2 separate regions of the Homo sapiens genome follow, and region 1 is linked to region 2. The links are chromatin contacts, found by Hi-C or POLR2A ChIA-PET in ENCODE. All regions are on one chromosome and are shown on one strand. Each heading gives the region's core, a stretch centred on a gene start or an enhancer-like site at or near the end of the contact. The rest is flanking DNA. Distances are from core to core; before and after follow the strand shown. Region 1 overlaps LINC01331 (long intergenic non-protein coding RNA 1331). Region 2 has its middle 51 kb from the start of LINC01335.

Region 1 (3,074 bases), core at 293-2,792, 110 kb before region 2:
CTGGCATTTATTGTTGATACGTTGTTTCTTTTACTTTTTGTATGTTTATTTTTTATTCAAGTGAGACTCATGTTGACACATTTTGTTTTTCTCTTTTCTTTCAGCTTTAACCAAACTTGAGTAAGAACTCCCTGACTTGGAAACACTCAAGTTTCCCACACATGACTGGATGGCCCTGGCCACACTGGGAACGGAATGGGGGCCTCCCATTGGAACTCAGGGTGGAGGGGGAAGCTCGACCAGCTATTGTGGCCCCCACTTCCATTGACAAAGTAAGTGTTGCAGACGTGGGTGGGTGGGATACAGGGTGTGGGGGCTGGTTAGTGCCTGGCATCTGGAATTAAAACCTAAACACATTTCCCTTTAGAAACAATATTATTCACGAGGGCCAAAAGCCCACTAACCCCCCCAAGAGCTGAACGCTACGGTGTAAGTTCTATTAGTGATTTTTAATTCTGGCTGTGCATTAAAATCACCTGGATGTGCTTTAAAACCCTGCATGTGTTCCTCCAGCAGAGGTTCTGATTAAACTAATCTAAGCAAGAACCCAGGCATGCGTACTTTTTAAGTTTCCCTTGGCCATGCGCGGCGGCTCATGTCTGTAATCCTAGCGCTTTGACAGGACGAGGCAGGTGGATGGCCTGAGGTCAGGAGTTCGAGACCGGCCTGGGCAACATGGTGAAACCCTGTCTCTACTAAAAATACAAAAATTAGCTTGGCACAGTGGCACACACCTGTAGTCCCAGCTGCTTGGGAGGCTGAGGCAGGAGAATTGCTTCAACCCATGAGGAAGAGATTGCAGTGAGCCGTTATCATGCCACTACACTCCAGCCTGGGTGACAGAGTGAGACTCTGTCTGGAAAAAAACAAACAAACCAAAAACAAAACCAGTTTCCCTGGAAATCCTAATGTGCAGGCAGGGTTGAGAGCCCTGAGATTTTATATCTGGGTCAGGACTAGGCTGAGGCCAGAGAGGTGCCTAGGTACAAAGTGTCAGGAGGTGCTCGCTCTTGGAGCCGTGCAAGTTGGCCCACTTTGCAGGTCACATTAGGAACTTCGTCAGCATGGGAGTCAGTGTCTTGGATGGAGATGGGTTTTAGTTTTAAACTTACCTATTGTGAAAAAAGTCTTTAGGGCACAACCCATTTATAATTTGGTGATTTCTCCCTTCCTTTCTTCCTGCTTCTTTTACTGTCACACTCTTTTAACTCCTCTCATTCCAAACCTCTCTGCCTTGTTTTTACTCTCTCCTCATTTCTAGCACTTTCTTCTCCCCCTGCCTCCTCCTCCTCCTTTTCCTCCATCTTCTTTTCCTTCTCTGTTCTCTTTCCTCTGAGGGCGGCTCTTCCCTTTCTCTCTTCTTGTGTACTTTGGCTATTTTTGTTAGCCACATTCCCTTCTCATTATTCCAGGCCCGTTCATGTGTCCTGGATCGCTTTCTGTTTTTCTCCCTCCCCCAGTCCCTCCACTCCAGCACGCCCACCATTGCCCCACCATTGGCCAGTCTAGGACAATTCTCCCAAGGCTCCTCCCAAGCCCACACTGGCTACATCAGCCTCCAACAGTTGTTCATGGACCTTGCTTGGCCCTTGGTGACACCAGATGGATTTTTTATGTTGGGAGTGTGGGTGAGGGGGTAGTTCAGGAGGAGGAAATAAAAATTGGTGAGGATAGAGAGATTAAACTGTCACTCTTTTTCGCCCTGAAGCTACTTTGAGGAGTAAAGAGAAATGCCTGTAAAAGTTTTAGGCCTTGATTCATGGCAGAATTGGGAGGCAGGTTCCCATCGTGCCACCCATCCCTGGCAGTAAAGCTACCCAGGCTAATCTTTTGACTGTTTGTACCCTCTAGGTTTCCTTGAAAGATAAACAATTCTATCATCCTTTTCCTCAGTCAGCCCCCTCCAGCACTATTGGCACTTCTGCAGTTAGAAATAAGCTGCTTTGCATCACAAATGGGCCAGATCTTCAGAGCTGGGCCAGCAGCTCCTTTTTCTTGTGTGGGAAAGATCAGAGTAAGGAAAAAAGCCCAGAGCCCAGAAACATCAAGCTGGAACCGTTGAAAGGTTTTCTTCCTGCCAGACTTTGTCCAGACAGGCGGATAATGCAACATCCTTGGGAATTTGTCCTGGAATGGTCTGAGTCTTGTGGGAGAGGAATGAGGTGCTTGTCCAGGACTGTGCTCTTTTATCCACAGCTGATTGCTGTCACTTTGGTGCCTTGGCCTGTCCTCATGCACCCGGTTCCCTCCTGTATCCCAGGAATGCAGGACAGGGTGAACACACAGTGCTAGGGGAGGCCCAGCTGTAGGCCTCTCTGCTCACTCAAGGAGCACAGCCTGGGTGTGTCCACGCATGTGGGACTGGTCTTTGGGACCAACCACTTAGATCATCCAATTTTAGGGTGGCATTAACAGGGTATCTGGAAAGAGGCTGAGATTGCCCACAGCATGCCTGTGAGAGTGAGGGCAGAGGAGGTGGGACCAGGATGGCATTCACTGCACCAATCTCCTGCTGCACGAGTGTGATAGAGAAAAATGAACAGACAGCCTGTTGGGCTTTGAGCAGGCTGGCCAAGAGGGAATGGACATATTTTAGCTGAAGGGTACACTGTCTTTCCCTGTAGACAGGGCAAGAGAATAGAGAAGCAATGTTAGGTGGCAATTGTAATAATAATTACATGGTCTTCATGATACATGTCTTCAACTCATTTTCATATGCACCTTGCTGGAGCCTGCAGATAAATACCACACAGCAAAGTACTCTTATCTCTTATCCTCATATCACAAGAATTCAGAGTGTCATGTGACTTGTCTAAAATTTATATTGCTAGTAAATTGCAGAGCTGAGTCCTGTCTTGGCCCATACCTTGAAGTGTCCTGCTTAAGTGTCATGATATTGCACACTCTGGAGTTTCAGCCAGCTGCTTTGGTGAAACCCACATTGGATGTCATCAATGGAGTCATACAAATGGGTAAAATAAATAGGCAACTTAGTGAATTTGAATTCAGTGTGGGTTGGGATGGTCATTGCAGGAGGGTACTAGAGGGGCAGAAGTGGGAGTGGCAGGTGTTCT
Region 2 (3,522 bases), core at 113-2,612:
GTATTAATAGTAGCTAATACTTGAGTGATTACTATAGGTAAGGCACTCTTGAAAGTGTTTCAAGTATATCAAAACACTTAATTTTAGAACTGTGAAGTGGATTCTACTTGTGTCTTTATTTTGTAGGAGAAGAGACTTGTACACAGAGAGGCTGGGCAACTTGTACATGGTTGCACAGATGTCCAGAGGCAGTGCTGAGATGTGAACACAGGAAGACTGGATTCAGCATCTGTGCTACTAACCAGGACACTATGAAGTCTCTCATACCTGTGGTACTAGGAAAATCAGAGAAAATTTCAAGGAGGGTGGGGCATTAGAAGCTGACTATGGAGGAACCGGTAGGAGTTGGATGTTTGGAAATAGAGGGCAGGGCATTGCAGGTAGAGAATGGGAGTGTATTCTGGATGCCAACACATCTGTGGCGGTCCTAAGATCAGGAATAGATGGTCTGTATCTTCAGTATGACTTAATGTTTCTGAGTGTAAGACTTAATCTCCATTTGAAAAAGGATAAAAAGAAGGAAAAAAAATAAAAGCTATTACGTTTCTGATTTGATTTTCAATTTGACAATATAATCTATACATTATGTTTACATTTGATTTTCCTAGTTTTTCTTTTTCTTTTTTTCCCCTCAAGATGCTCAGCTGCAAAATGCAAGAATTTGGGAAGATTTGAGCAAAGGACAGGAAAGAACAATATATTCTGGGAATGCAGGATTTCTTCCTTTGGACCTGCTTCCAGTGGAAATCCCCATGAAGATCCTCTCTTCCATCTGTCTGCTGAAACACAAAGAGAAATGCCATGAAATGAGAGTGAGGGAGAGGTTTTTTAAACATTGAAGATGCCTGAAAGCAGAGAGTCTTGTAGGGCTTAAGAGAGACTTTCATCTCCCTGATTTATTTCTCAAGGGAGTGTTAACTGCCCCCAGATTTAATATCACCCCTGAGTGACTGGGAGGCAGCAACTGGTAAAACTATTTTCACTGTCTCAAAAGCCTCCCTGAAGCACCAAGAGGCCAATTCCTCAAAAGAAGACATGCAAATGGCTTTAGAAACTGCAGAGCAGCCAGGAGGCAGCAGCTTATTTGCCTAAAAAAGAAAAAAAAAATCATGCTAGAATCACAGGTGTATTTTACAAGCTTTAAGTTGATTCCTCATAAGGGCAAAGTCTGACTGCTTCTCAGATATCAAAGTTGTGTTCCATGCAGAGTGGCCCCTTAAAAACTTATGTTGTGTTTATCAGTGACTGCAGGTTCAGAGCTGTGGTCAGCAATTGCCTAATTACTCTTGCGTGGCTCCTTTTGCTCCCTCCCTTCCGGGTGCTGCAGCCAGGAGTTACAACCCTGATGGTTCCAGGCTGTTTCTTGAGCATTTATGTGTTTCCCTTAACTGGAAATATTACACGGTGCGGCCGCCTCCCTTCTGGGGCTGGAATAGAAGCTATTTTATAAGCTTGTCTCATCCTCTGAAGTACCCTTTCCCCTGACCCTTCCCACACTCAGTCCCCCGCCCTGGAAGGCACAATCCCTTCCTCTGAGTCTTCCTCTCACACCCAGAGTCATACAGGATGAATACCTAGCCCCCAGGTGAGCTTTCTTCTTCTAAAGAATCTCTTGAACTTTAAGTATAAGACCTATTTAATTCAATCCTCAAGTTTAATAGAAGTGGCCAGCCCCCAGCTCCAGGTTTACACGAATCCCGAGACAGTAGAAATGTATCTTTTAATTGACCAAGAGTAAAATTCTGAGCTCCTGTAAGGCAATTCCTTTCAAAAAGCACATGGTGGGCTGGGACCTGGGCACCACAGCTTTGCCATTCCAGGAGACAGGCAACTAGCAGCCAAGCCTTCCAGGAAAGCATCAGGGGCTCTGACCCAGAGCTGGGACCCCGGCTGAGAAGTGGCCAAGAGCTGCTTTCTGGGAATTCTTTGCAAATCTTCCCTGCCATTCCCCCTGCAGCTGTTGGGACACAAGCATCTGCCTGGGCACTGGGGGGCCTTGTTTTGTGCTTGGTTGACATTTATCTTCCTGCTTACATGGCAGAGGTTAAATGGAGTGAAGCCAGGAACAGCTTCACCCTGGTAACTGCCAACCAATGACTTCAGTCTCTCTATGGTCAAATCATCGCCCCACCCAGCAAAGAAGCTCGTGGAAACCTCTGCTCCCTTCCAAGACACTTTTAATTTTTCTTCTTCTTTTTCATGCAGATGAGCAGTGGTGAAAAATAATTCTTCCTCATGAAAGTAACTTTATGTGGCTGCGTTCTGGAAAACTTGGGTGGAAGTTTGGCTCTGACCATCTTATCTATCTATGTTTCTCTTCTACCCCCACCCTGTTTTTTAAAATAATAATCTTTACTTTTATTTTTCTTGTCACTTTATTTTTAAATGGGCATTATGCAAACAGTACAAAAGCATTAACAAAATTATAAGTAAAAGGCAGGAAGAAAACATCCACAATCCTACCGCAAACCAGCCAAGTTGCTTTCAGTTTTTTTCATCCTATTCTACTGAGTGCCACATGAATATGTAACTTTACCAGCACAATTATAGCAGACATATATCTTTGCATCTACGTTTAACTGAACATTATATGGTAAATTCTTTTCCATGTTGTCACATAGAATTTACATTCATCTTTCTATTCTCTGCTAATCCAGTCCATTGGCTAAATAGAATTGGTTTAATCACTTTTCTACGCTTAATCAAGGCAAGTGGCTTTTGGCTTCTTGCTGGTATATAAAAGCACTATGGTTTTTTCCCCCTTTTGGATAATTTCCTTATGATAACTTTCTGAGAGGTTCACCTCGATTTTTGCTTTGGACACAGAGGTAAATGCTATTTTCCTATTTACAACATCTTCCATGGCCTGAGTGCTAGAAGTCTTAGTGGGAACCTTCTCCCCACATGTTGGGGGCCATGGGAGATGGAGCCAGGTGGAGGAGGGGGCACAGGCCTTTATAAAGAAGTGGAGAAAACTCACTGCACAGTTAATTAGAAAGTGCCATGAAGCAAGTCCAAACTTTATGGCTTTCCTAGAGTTGATGACGGTTCCTAACCAGGCCTGCCTGTTCTCTCGCAGGTGTGTGCAGCCTCCCAGACCATATGGTTTTTGGCTGTACCGGGCCTCATTCTTTGTTCAGCCCATGATCCTGTAACTGAATATCAGTTAATAACTTTTCATAATAATGTAGCTTGGATCAGCTTCTAGGTCCAAAAAGGGGCCCCATACGAAGCTCTGTCTTTTTCAGACTCCTGCTGCCTTGCTGGCACACCTGTAGGGAGACTTAGCCTCATGACTGGTCCCAGGGCGATAGCAACAGCCTAGGCTCACAGAGGGCTAGCCGAGGGTTCAACAGGTGGGAGGCCAGGGCACAGAGCTTATTCTTCAGCAATTTGTCTCTCTTGGGATCTGCCAGGAGGCATGGGGTCTTGTAACTTAACAAAAGGGGCCAGAGCTGCTTCTTTTTCTTTAACTAAAAAATATTTTATGGCAATTTACAACAGGCAGTCTCTGGCTTGTGT

Evidence for each region. Hi-C counts contacts between places; a loop is a spot of excess contacts on that map. ChIA-PET counts read pairs that join two places held with the same protein, here RNA polymerase II (POLR2A).
Region 1: a loop to region 2 is called in a map of posterior vena cava, with 2.1 times the contacts of the local background. The contact joins two enhancer-like sites. A Hi-C loop is called at or near these places in 1 of 168 maps with a recorded cell type or tissue (posterior vena cava). POLR2A ChIA-PET finds 5 or more read pairs at or near these places in 1 of 52 experiments (H1).

The regions. Positions count from the first base shown.
Region 1 is chr5:74,366,552-74,369,625 of GRCh38, reverse strand. LINC01331 (long intergenic non-protein coding RNA 1331) reads left to right here. Exons shown (of 4, transcript NR_197436.1): 3 at 105-272. Among named protein-coding and RNA genes, the nearest start is that of LINC01333, 47 kb to the right of the region's middle. Within about 2 kb of position 1,542, at least 3 of the 41 ENCODE cell types and tissues checked have a DNase peak (open chromatin) inside an H3K27ac peak, as active enhancers do.
Region 2 is chr5:74,255,695-74,259,216 of GRCh38, reverse strand. No RefSeq gene overlaps it. Among named protein-coding and RNA genes, the nearest start is that of LINC01335, 51 kb to the left of the region's middle. Within about 2 kb of position 1,362, at least 15 of the 41 ENCODE cell types and tissues checked have a DNase peak (open chromatin) inside an H3K27ac peak, as active enhancers do.